Regions from separate parts of the Homo sapiens genome. Here region 1 is linked to region 2. Evidence: chromatin contacts called from ENCODE Hi-C data. All regions are on one chromosome and are shown on one strand. The core of a region is the stretch at or near the end of the contact, and the rest is flanking DNA. Distances in the headings are between cores, read along the strand shown. Region 1 holds the start of TMEM250 (transmembrane protein 250). Region 2 holds the start of STKLD1 (serine/threonine kinase like domain containing 1).

Region 1 (5,740 bases), core at 1,777-4,276, 2.7 Mb before region 2:
AGTGGGGGCCCCAGCTTTCCTGGAGATTCTAATACAGGAACATGTTTCAGGACACTCGGGCTGACATGCACTTCTTTTTATTTGTCCAAATCCGGCTTTTTTTTGTTTGTTCATGCTGAAAAAATAAAATCAGAAAGTACAGAAATGTTAAAAAAACAGTAAAATATATTCATCTCTTTAATCCCACCACACATAGATCACCTCTGCAAACATTTATCTGCTTCCAGGACTTCACCCAGAAACGGACACCTAGGAGTACGTCTGTGCTGATGAGGGGTCACACTAGACGTGACTTTGTGAACCACTTTTTTTTTCTTTTTTTTCTTTGTTTTGCGACAGTCTCACTCCGTTGCCCAGGCTGGAGTGCAGTGGCGCAATCTCCGCTCACTGCAAGCTCCGCCTCCTGGGTTCATGCCATTCTCCTGCCTCAGCCTCCCCAGTAGCTGGGACTACAGGCGCCCGCCACCACGTCCAGCTATTTTTTTTTTTTTTTGTAGTTTTTTAGTAGAGACGGGGTTTCACTGTGTTAGCCAGGATGGTCTTGATCTCCTGACCTTGAGATCTGCCCACCTTGGCCTCCCAAAGTGCTGTGATTACAGGCGTGAGCCACCATGACCGGCCTATGAACCACTTTTGACTCAGCCTGGGGGACTGTCTTCTGGGCACAGCTGGCAGTGGGTTCACCTGACCCTGTTTAGCAGCAGAAGCTTCAAGGCCTGTTCCTAATTTTGTATTTTCTTAAGGAAGGTCCCTTAAACCACAGAAGCCTCAGGCCCCACAAAACCTGCATCCGCCCCTGGCTGCAGGACACTCCAGGGTCTGGATGCAGCCAGGGCCAGCCACAGCCTCACTAGCTGACCGCACCTTTAAAAGTACGCGCATTGGCAGCTTTGTTCTGACGGCCACACCCCCCAAGAGACCTCCTTGGCCTTTGGCTTGGGTGATGCTGACCCACATGGAGGGGTCTCTGGCCCAGCAGTCCTGGGACATCCCCTGTATGAAGACCATATGTCTGACATGGCACTTGCCACCCTTTCTGGTCATTTGCCCCTCAGCCTGTCCCTGTCACAAGATGACAGGTGCCTCGAGGGTGGGGGCTCTGCTGTGCCTGTGTCCTTGGTACCCAGAGCAGGGTAGCAGCGTGGGGGCAAGTGCAGGCACGCATGCTGTGCTTCTCTGGGCGGGTGCACAGTGGGAAGCAGGGGGTGTCTAATCCAGAGCTGGAGTCAGGGGACTGCAGGGCAGGGAGGACACGGGAAACCCACAGCAAGGAGCGGGGCTGTGGCTCTGCTCCTCCCATGGCACAGCCACCAGATGGGCCAGGTGTGAGCCCTGATCCATGGACATGCGACCACCCTCACCAGCACGCGAAAAGTCGAGTGACGGGTGACCACCTGCTTTACACGCCACCCTCTATCTGGCCACGGGCGCCATCTCACGGTGCCGGCGTCCCAGCACGAGCCACATGGGAGGGGAGAATTATCTTTGGTTAGTTTGTCTCTAATAGTCCTTAAAACAGAAGACAAAAAATGAAGACAGGCATCAAGATGCTATTATCTCAATGTTTATATATTTAAAATGTTTTATTTATTTTTGTGGAGGCCATGTTGCCAGCCAGGTCGCCCAGGCTAGTCTTAAAACTCCTGGGCACAAGAGATCTGAGGCCGGAATGACAGGTGTGAGCCACCACGCCCAGCCTTATCTCAATAGCTAAACGTGTGGATCTGCCTCACATCTGGAGAGGCAGAGAGGTGAGCCACCAACAGGACTATTGAGGAAGGAAGGAGACCTGTTTATTGATTTTAAGTTTTTTGTAGAGACAGGGGCCTCACTATGTTGCCCAGGCTGGTCTCAAACTTCTGGGGCAAGTGATCCCCCTGCCTTGGCCTCCCAAAGCGGTGGAATGACAGGCGTGAACTAGCGCTTCTTGCCTGACACGTTTCTTTCGGAATATTTGCCGCCAGCCATCGGTAAAGAAAACAGGCTCTTGGCCTTTTTTGCTGTGCTACCTCCTGGTGGCCTTTGCTCGTCCAGATGTTCCTCGAACTCCTGCTCATGTCGGGTAAAGGCGGCTCTCTCTCCTGTGGCGGGGATGGGGCCACAGTGGAGAAGGTAGCTGTGCCAGCCCTCAGGGCGGCCCTGGTCCAAAGGACAGGGGCCCAGGAGCCAGCTCGCCGTCCCGGGAGGCCTGCAGCCAATGACGGGCCTGGTGGGCAGGAGGGCCCAGCCCCCTTGTTCCAGTGCCTTGAATTTGAAGGGCCACCCACTTTACGGTCGCCCCAGGGGCTGCTGACCCTGCCTTCCCCTCCTACCCAGCAGCCACACCCAGGAGCGCTCCCCAACACATTCCTCGCTGGAAACCCCCAGGACAACCGCCAGCCTGTACGAACCAGGCGTGAGGACACTAACACAAGTCCCCTTCCTTCACTGGGGGGCGGCGGGGGGGCGGCCCTGGGGCTGCTGCTGGGCCTGCTCGTGCTCCGGGGCTGTCCCTACTTCGGCTGCCGACGTCGCCGCCGGCCCACCGGGCCTCGCAGCTACACACCCGATCCGTGCCGCCCGGGTCCGCGTGGCGTCAGCCGCCCCCACCCTTCCCCGCCCTCCTGGAGCCTGGGGGGCGCCCTCATTCCCGCCGCCGCCCTGTCCTCCCAGCCCCAGGCCGCGCAGGAGGCCTTCGCACACGGCCCCGCGAGGACCAGACCTGCTCCCGGTCCCTGGGCCGCCCACCCCCGCCGGGAAAGCGGCTTCCTCCGGGGCCCGGCCCCACCCCAGCGACGGCAGCAGCGCGCCGGGTCGCAGACACCTCAGTCCGGGGCCAGGACCACGGTCAAGCCCTCTGCTGGGGCCAAAGGACTGCTCCACGGAAGCGCGCCTGCGCACTGCCTCTCCACGGGATGCGGTAGCGCGTGCGCGGAGGCGCGGCCCAGGAACGGCAAGCGCAGGCGCAGAAGACCAGGCGCGGCACCGAGGGCGTTCGGGGGAGGGAACGCTACGGACTGCTCGCAGCGTGCGCACGCACGCACGCACGCACGCCCTCGGGAAGCGACGAGTCCGGGACGCCCAGCGCGGGCCCGGAGCAGGGGGAAGGGAAGTGCGGCTCGGTCGGCGCGGGTGGAGGGGGCGTGAGGCCGCCCTACGGTGGCCGTCGAGGGACGGCGCTACGGCTCCCACGCTAGGCCAAACGCCTCCGGCGGCCGCGCCCGAGAGCCCCTTCACCTGCAGGGCGACCCCAGCCGGCGACGCGTGAACCACGCCCTCAGCCGCCTTGCCAGCGCCCCCAGCCGCGCGCCCCAGCACCATGCGGCCGCCCTGCGCACGGAGCCCCGAGGGACAGGGGCACCCGCAGGCCCGGCCCCTAGCACCGCCGGCCGGCCCCGAGGTCCGGGACGCCGGCGCCGCCGCGGAGAGGGCACCGGGTGAGCTGCGGTCGGGGACCCGGCCTAGGCGGGGGCCGTCTCCAGGGCAACGCGCGGCGCGGGACCCGGAAGTGGCTCCGGCAGGGGCTCTGCAGCCAGGGGGCCCGGCGCGGCGCGGCGCAGGCCCGGTGCTCACGCGGAGTTGGCCGGGGCCCGTTGCGTCTCTGCGGCCCCGAGGAAACAGTCCTGGGTCCATGGGCCGGGCCGAGCGGGCGTCTGCAGAAACGCAGGGACCCGGATGGAGCCGCGGGCCGCGAGACCCTGCGGGGACACAGCTCCGCCGAGTCGCGTTTGAGTGGCACCGCCATGGCCGGGGTCCCGGCCGGGGCGAGCTCCAGGCCAAGGCCGGCCTTAAATAGGGCCGCTCTGGCCCCTGCACCCCGTGGAGGAGCCGGGCGGAGGGAGAGGGCGAGGTCGGGCCCCTGCGGGCACGGGAGGGTCAGGCGGCCCCGGCCCCTCCCTCCTCCGCCCTGGCCAGGTCCCCACGGCAGGGCCCCAGGCTGAATCTGAAGGCAGGCGAAGCTCTTGGCAACAGTCCCCTGTAATGTTACCAACTTTCCTGCTCAGATTTTATTTCCTGACCTTTGAGTTCATTCCGTCTACAGATTATTTCGGCAAGGTATAAACGGCCTTTACTAGGTGAAGCTGGAGAGCCAAATGCCGCCTCTGCTCTTTGCAGCCCAGTCTGTAAGGGCCGCTGCCAGGCCCCGGGCCGACCCCACTGTGCACGCCAGGCCCAGCCCCTTCCCTCCCACAGCTACCCACAAAGGCAGTGCTATTGGCACCCCCATTGGACAGAGCAGGAGCCGTCTTGGGGTCAGGTGACCTGCCCAAAGTCACTGCTAGGGAAGGACAGTGCCAGGGTTCAGGCCCAGCAAGGTGACCCCACGGCCCCCGAGCCGTCCATCTGGCACCCAGCAGGTTGCTGGAGTCACCTGCTCCCGCCGGGCTCGTTTTCGGTTCACCTGCGAGCCCTGGAGTCCCTTTTCCCGGCCCTGTGGTGGCTTCTTGCAGATGCCATTTAAGGGCTTGCATCAGCCCTGGGTCAGGCAGCCGCAGAAGACCAGGGCAGTAACGGGCAAACTGCCTAAGAGCAGAGTGTGGTCCAGCTAGTGGGGAGCTGCGAGGATCCTGCAGGAAAGAGCCACTCTTGCCCCTTCCCATCCGTTTTGGCATTGACCACTTCCGGGGGCCTCCCCTGGCCACTGTCCCCAAGGCCCCCTTTCCCCAGTGCTGCCCTAGAACAAGCACTTTGGCTTCCCCAGGTGGTGGGCCCCTTGGAAGTATCCTTGGGAGGGTTTGTGGAAAAGAGCCCAGGAGTGCCTGCAGATCCCGCCCTGGACTCCATTTTCCCGTAGTCCTGGTGCTGGAGTTTGTGTCCACTTTCGCCAGCTGATTGCCTGGGGAGGGATCCGCATGGTGTCCTCATACTGACGTGGGTTTTGCGGCTCTCCCCGCAGGCCGACGCCTCCCCCCAGGGTCAGCTGCGGGCTCCCAGGCCTAGGCGCCCATGACCCCTACGCCAACAGCCGCCTGGACACCGCCGCCGCCACTGCGACCTAGCGCCGCCGCCGCCGGGGCCCAATGCCGGTCATGCCCATTCCGCGGCGGGTGCGCTCCTTCCACGGCCCGCACACCACCTGCCTGCATGCGGCCTGCGGGCCCGTGCGCGCCTCCCACCTGGCCCGCACCAAGTACAACAACTTCGACGTGTACATCAAGACGCGCTGGCTGTACGGCTTCATCCGCTTCCTACTCTACTTTAGCTGCAGCCTGTTCACTGCGGCGCTCTGGGGTGCGCTGGCCGCCCTCTTCTGCCTACAGTACCTGGGCGTTCGCGTCCTGCTGCGCTTCCAGCGCAAGCTGTCGGTGCTGCTGCTGCTGCTGGGCCGCCGGCGCGTGGACTTCCGCCTGGTGAACGAGCTGCTCGTCTATGGCATCCACGTCACCATGCTGCTGGTCGGGGGCCTGGGCTGGTGCTTCATGGTCTTCGTGGACATGTGAGGGCCGTGGGTGCGAGCTTGATGTATCGTCCCGGCCTGTGGCTGTGTTCTCTCCATGGGTGGGGTCGGCCAGCGCCTTCCCTTCGCCCATCCCCCAGGCAGTCGCTGCTGCCCGGCGCCCACGGAGAGAAAAGAAAGGGCTGAGACTTCTGTGATGGGGGCGCGGACACCACCCCTAGGCTGGCTTCCTGGACCCACCCTCCCCGTATGCACTCTCAGGGGCAGCGCCCACCTGCCGGTGGCTCCTGCTCACATGTCTTCGGGTCGTACTGCGGGGTGGGCCCTCCGTTCCGCCTCTCTGTGGGCCTCTCTCCAGGACCA
Region 2 (5,972 bases), core at 3,326-5,825:
TGGCTTGGGTTAGTTACAGCACATCAAGCAAGACGGGAGGCCACACAGTTGCCAGAGCCAAGAGAGGAGGAGGCTGTGGGAATGACATGAAACTATGTTTGCAATATAAAAAGGATGCTATCAACTTTAACGATACCATTCTCCTGAATCCAAAAAAGTTTACAAACGCTTAGGAAAAAAGACTGGAAGAACCCATAAACTCCTACCTACACTCTCTTTCCCCAATTTTTATTTAGAAATAATTGGGTGATATTTTTATTTTTAATTTAATTAATTAATTAATTAATTTAGACAGAGTCTCGCTGTGTCACCCAGGCTGGAGTGCAGTGGCGCAATCTCGACTCACTGCAACCTCCGCCGCCCGGGTTCAAGCAATTCTCCCGCGTCAGCTCCCAAGTAGCTGGGACTATAGGCACCCACCACCATGCTCAGCTAATTTTTGTATTTTTAGTAGAGATGGGGTTTCACCATGTTGGCCAGGCTGCTCTCAAACTTCTGACCTCAAGGGATCTGCCTGCCTCGGCCTCCCAAAATGCTGCGATTACAGGGATGAGCCACCATGCCTAGTCATGGCTGACATTTTTAAAAGCTCCTCAGGCCGGACGCGGTGGCTCATGCCTGTAATCCCAGCACTTTGGGAGGCCGAGGCGGGCGGACTGCCTGAGCTCAGGAGTTCCAGGAGTTCGAGACCAGCCTGGGCAACACGGTGAAACCCTGTCTCTACTAAAATACAAAAAATTAGCCGGGCGTGGCAGCGTGTGCCTGTAGTCCCAGCTACTTGGGAGGCTGAGGCAGGAAAATTGCTTGAACCCAGGAGGCAGAGGTTGCAGTGAGCTGAGATCACACCACTGCACTCTAGCCTTGGCGACAGAGCAAGACTCCATCTCCAAACAAAAAAAAAAGCTCCTTAACTGCTCAGAGGGCAGTCAGCCACACTGCCCCAGTGGCTTGTGAGACAAGGGGGCCAACCCCACAGCCAGCCAGCAAGGGAGCAGGGCAGGGGCAAGGACTCCAGGCCCAGCCATACAGGGTGAGACTGCGGAGCTGTACGGACTGAGGCCTGGCCCAGTAGCAGCTGCTGACAAGGCTCCTCCCGCTGTATGGCCAGCCCTGAACCTGCTGGGTCCCTGCCACCACCACAGAGAGGAGGGCATGCCAGGGACTCTTGCAGCAGCTTTCTCACCCTAGTCCCTCTGTTGATCTGGACCTCCCTGTCTCGGACACACAAAGGGCTGTCTTCCTGCAGGCCTACACCTCCCCATGCCCTGCTAGCCCTGGTGAGGAGTGTGGTGGAAGGGCTCAGGGCCTGGTGTGTGACCTTAGCCCTGTGTGACCTTGAGCCAGTCCCCATCCTCTCTGGGCCTGGCTCCCTTTTGGTAAAACTGGTGACCCAGCACTGGGTAGCACGGTGTCCCCCAGTGAGGTGGCCTGAATTCAAATCCTCTTGGAAATTGTGTGACCTTGCCTAGTCTGGCGCTGCATTGAGCCTCACTGTCTTTGGCTATAAACAGGGTCATTGTTTCTGCTTTACAGGGTTGACGGGAGATGAAGTGAGTCAGTGCCTGGCATACAGCACGTGATGCGTAAATGGTGGGAGGTGGTGGTGTTGGAGTAAAAATTAGCATTGCTTCCCCATCAAGGTGACAGAGCTTCACGCACCCCCACATCTACCCCAACCAGATTAGTCTCCGCAAGTGTCAGCAGCGAGGAATCCAGCTGCCGCATCAGGAAGCTTCTCCAACATGGGAAGAGCTTGTATTGGGGAAAATCACAGTCACAGAACCACCCGGCATGGGATGCACAGGCTTGGCCTCTTACCTGCTTTATCACATGCTTGACTTTGGTTTCCATTTCCTCCACCACCAGGTTCACCCCCAAGGCCCCAGGATTCAGCTGGTACAAAACCTATCAGCAAGGAAGAGAGAAGCTTTCAGGAAATGCACACAACTTTTCCCTTTCCAAAAGCCCAGCTCCAACTCCTTTTCTGGCCCTGCTAACTCCCCTGTCAGGCTGGCAGAGCAAGTGGCTCCACCCCATCTTGCAATAGAGGAAATGGCCCAAGGAGGGCAAGAAGCCTTTCAATGGCAGAACTCTGATCTCACCTATTTGGGGCCGATTCTGGAGCTCTTCTACAACCCTGTATCCCTCCCCCAACCTGCAATGAGGACCAGCTGGGCACTCAAGTGCAAGAACCTCCCAGAGAAAAAGGGCTTATTCACTCTCTATAGACCTCTGTGACCTCAACTTCCAGCATCCACCTCCCAACTGGTTTCCAACAAGAAAGTAACCAATCTTGTGACTGGTACAATCAGGAAGCCATTGTGTGCCTGGCATGGTGCCAAGCACTTCACAGCCACCCTTTGCAGTTGACACCATTGCTACCTCTGTGTTTACATTGGGGAAAACTGAGGCACAAGGAGCTAGGTCCTTGCCTGAGGCTATGTCACTAGAAAGCAGGACACTGCCTGGGGTAACTCTGGGGGTCTGATCTTAGAGCCTGTGATTTGAGCCAAATCTGGAGAGATGGCCACCAAGCCAGAACTCTGTGCAGAGACCAAGTGCTATGGGGCAGGGGGCTGGGCCGGGGATTGCTGGAGGCTGACATTCATCAGAGGATTGGGGGAGGGAGGGCAGGACCCAGAGGAGGAGATATGAGGATGGAAGCCTGAGCCTAGGGACTCTCGGAGCCCATAAAAGTCTTAGGAGTCTGTAATCCAGCCTTGTGAGCAGCCTGCTCATGACACTGGATATTCTAAGCCAGGGGTCCCCAACCTAGTCCGTGGCCTGTTAGGAACCAGGCTGCACAGCAGGAGGTGAGCAGCAGGCAGTGGAGCAAAGCTTCATCTGTATTTACAGCCGCTCCCCATGGCTCGCATTACCACCCAAGCTCCACCTCCTGTCAGCTCAGCAGCAGCATTAGATTCTCATGGGAGTGTGAACCCTATTGTGAACAGTGCATGTGAGGGATCCAGGTTGCATGCTCCTTATGAGAAACAAATGCCTGATGATCCGTCACTGTCTCCCATCATCCCGAGAGGATGGTCTAGTTGCAAGAAAACAAGCTCAGGGCTCCCACTGATTCTACATTATGGTGAGTTGTGTAATTATTTCATTATGTATTACAACATAATAATAGAAATGAACTGCACACTAAGTGTAATGTGCTTGAATCATCCCAAAACCATCCTCCCGCCTCCATCTGTGGAAAAATTGTCTTCCACAAAACTGGTCCCTTGTGCCAAAAAGGTTGGGGACTGCTATTTTTTTTTTTCTTTCTGAGACAGAGTTTTGCTCTTGTTGCCCAGGCTGGAGTCCAATGGCGCTATCTTGGCTCACCACAACCTCTGCCTCCTGGGTTCAAGCGATTCTCCAGCCTCAGCCTCCCGAGTAGCTGTGATTACAGGCATGCGCCACCACACCTGGCTAATTTTGTATTTTTAGTAGAGACAGTTTCTCCATGTTGGTCAGGCTGGTCTTGAACTCCCGATCTCAGGTGATCCGCCCGCCTTGGCCTCCCAAAGTGTTGGGGATTACAGGCGTGAGCCACCGAGCCCGGCCAGGGACTGCTGTTCTAAGCCACAGCGGGCTGAGGGCAGAGCTGGTGTGAGAGCGTTCAAGCTTAGGCAGCAAATTAAACAGTAAAATGGAGCCGTATCTCGAATCAAGTCTATTTTTTTTTCCAAAAGCAGGTATATTCCTGAAACGTCTATTTTTTTTTAATCTGAAAAACAACTTTACTTTAAAAATTATCTGGCCACCAGAAGCTCATCTGCTTCACCTCTGGCAACGCCCTATAGTCCTCTCACACAAAGACAATTCTTCCAAAGTGACAAAAATCTAACCCGCAAACTGTTTCCAAGCGAATGCATTTTTCACAAATGCTGAATCTAACATTTAATAAAGTGTATATATCATGTATAGAAGCATTTAATTAAACATTTACTTTTATTTTGCAGCTTTCCTTTTGTGTTTTGTGAATTTTTTAGGTCTCAAACATTTTCACAGACCCACGCTGCAGGGGTGTTTTTAGGGGACTGGGGGCTCCCAATTATGTACTCGGGATGTTCCCGGGGGTCCTGCCTCGGTGGACCCAAGCGCACAGACCCCAGGCACGAAGGATAGAGGAGCTGCCCCACGCCCTCAAATACTCAGCCAGGGCTGGAGAATCCTTAGTCAATTCACAAAGGGGGAAACTGAGTGGCAAAGGGCACCCAGGAGGTCACCGTTGGAGGCCCCCCGGGTTCAACCTAGGAGCTGCAGGCCGACACTGGCCAGGGCGCGGGCCCCTCGCCGCCCTCGGTCGGAACCGCCGGCCGTAGCTCCAGGGTTGCGACCGTTACCCCACGGAGCTCCCGCCTCCCCGCAGGGAACACTCGGCACCTGGTACTTCTCCATGGGCTCTCCGGGGGACCCTGGGCCTCGCTCCCCCTGCGTGGGGCGCCTGCGATTGGACCCTGGCCCAAGCATGATCAGTAGCGACCGCGTACGGGCGAGCGTCCACCCCTGGCCCCACCCCGCGTGGGTCAGTGGGACCCGCGGGATCCTCCCCGCCCGAACGGCGCCCTCGAGGCACTCAGGCGTCCCTCCCGCGCGCTGGCCCCAGACCCCCAGGTCCCCGCCCCCTTAAAAGGGACGCGTTCCGCCGGGCCGGGAGGGACCGCAGGGCCTGCGCGCGGCGGGCGGGGCCTCCAGCGTGAGAGGCGTGGCGTCGAGCGCGGCGGGCGTGGCTTCGAGCGGATGGGTCGGGAGGCTGGGGATGGCGCGTGGCCCCTTTAAGACGCACCGGGGCGGGCCCGGGCGGCGCGCGGCCCCTTTAAGGCTTGGCCTACGTGGCAGCCGCTGGAGCCGCAGCCGACGCGGAGCGAGGCCGGCCGCCGGGCACTTCCTGTGGAGGCCGCAGCGGGTGCGGGCGCCGACGGGCGAGAGCCAGCGAGCGAGCGAGCGAGCCGAGCCGAGCCTCCCGCCGTCGCCATGGGCCAGAACGACCTGATGGGCACGGCCGAGGACTTCGCCGACCAGGTGCGGCCTGCGGGCTCCTCCCCCGGCCCCGGTCCCGACCCAGGCCGCCCGGGCCGCTCCGGAGTCGGCCTCCCAGCGCAGGGCGCCAGGCCCGGGCCGCCCCCTGACTCCTTGTTCCCACAGGGGGACCCCCCCGCCCGGGCCCTCTGTCCCGGCTGGACAGCCCCAAACCCGGCCTCCGGGCCCAGTCTCCCCTGCCCGCTGGGCCGCTCCCGGAGCCCGGGCCTCGGCGCCCTGCCTGGCTAGCCGCCCCCACCCTCCAGCCAGCCCGGGGCGCGGGCTGTGGGGGTTTCTTCCCGGGCCGGCGGCGCGAGTCCTGGCGTTGGGTCGGGTCTGAGGCTCGCGGGGAGCGCCTCGGCGTTTGGAGCTGCTGGGGGGTCCCCGCACGTTTTTCCTCTCACTGGGGCTCCCGGAGGCGGGCTGGGAGCTCGGGGACGAACGGGGGCCGGGGGTCCTCCCAGAGGAAAGGGGGCGCGCTGGCGTGCGCCCCAGCTACAGGAAGCCACAGCACCTTTTCCTTTTCTCTTTCCCAGATGTGCTGGACTCTTGGGGTCCCTTTGACCCTGTCTGCGTCTCCCTCCCCGTTTGGACTCTGCCCTGGGCTGGATTGAGTGGGGACCTGTACACAGCCTGGGAGGAGGGGAAGCCTATCTCCCTGATAGTCTCCTTCCAGAAGTGTCCAGGTGGCATTCTGAGCAACAGGGAAGCCTTTGAAACAGGCGGTTGGGTAACTGTTGAGAGCATTCGGGAACTGGGTGGACAGGATCCGATCCTACAAAGTGAAGGGACACAACTCCCTTCCCTCTTTCTTGATTAAGCTTGACAGAACAAAAAAACAAAAACAAAAGGTGGTGGTGGTTACGCAGATTTATGCCTTTTACTTCTAAAAGAATCCCGTTATGTCGACAAATTAACAGCCTTATCCCCGCAGGGAGAGCCTTGTGTGGCCCACT

The links. A loop is a pair of places that touch in the nucleus more often than their neighbours do. Pooled maps may share reads with other maps.
Region 1: a loop to region 2 is called in a map of tibial artery, with 14 times the contacts of the local background. The contact joins the promoter of TMEM250 here to the promoter of STKLD1 in region 2. A Hi-C loop is called at or near these places in 1 of 168 maps with a recorded cell type or tissue (tibial artery), 1 of 37 single-sample maps with no recorded cell type and 5 of 50 pooled maps.

The regions. Positions count from the first base shown.
Region 1 is chr9:136,116,161-136,121,900 of GRCh38, reverse strand. TMEM250 (transmembrane protein 250) reads left to right here and starts at 3,026. Exons shown (of 2, transcript NM_152833.3): 1 at 3,026-3,416; 2 at 4,877-5,740. The coding sequence starts at 5,001. The coding sequence ends at 5,420. LOC107987142 (a long non-coding RNA gene) reads right to left here and starts at 4,109. Exons shown (of 2, transcript NR_165242.1): 1 at 3,999-4,109; 2 at 1-115. RefSeq lists enhancers at 1,624-2,198, 2,199-2,775, 3,929-4,504, 4,505-5,080 and silencers at 2,443-2,832, 2,863-3,912.
Region 2 is chr9:133,374,969-133,380,940 of GRCh38, reverse strand. STKLD1 (serine/threonine kinase like domain containing 1) reads right to left here and starts at 4,575. Exons shown (of 18, transcript NM_153710.5): 1 at 4,381-4,575; 2 at 1,819-1,905. The coding sequence starts at 4,467. SURF4 (surfeit 4) reads left to right here and starts at 4,881. Exons shown (of 6, transcript NM_033161.4): 1 at 4,881-5,019. The coding sequence starts at 4,972. RefSeq lists silencers at 4,337-4,836, 4,927-5,166, 5,177-5,456.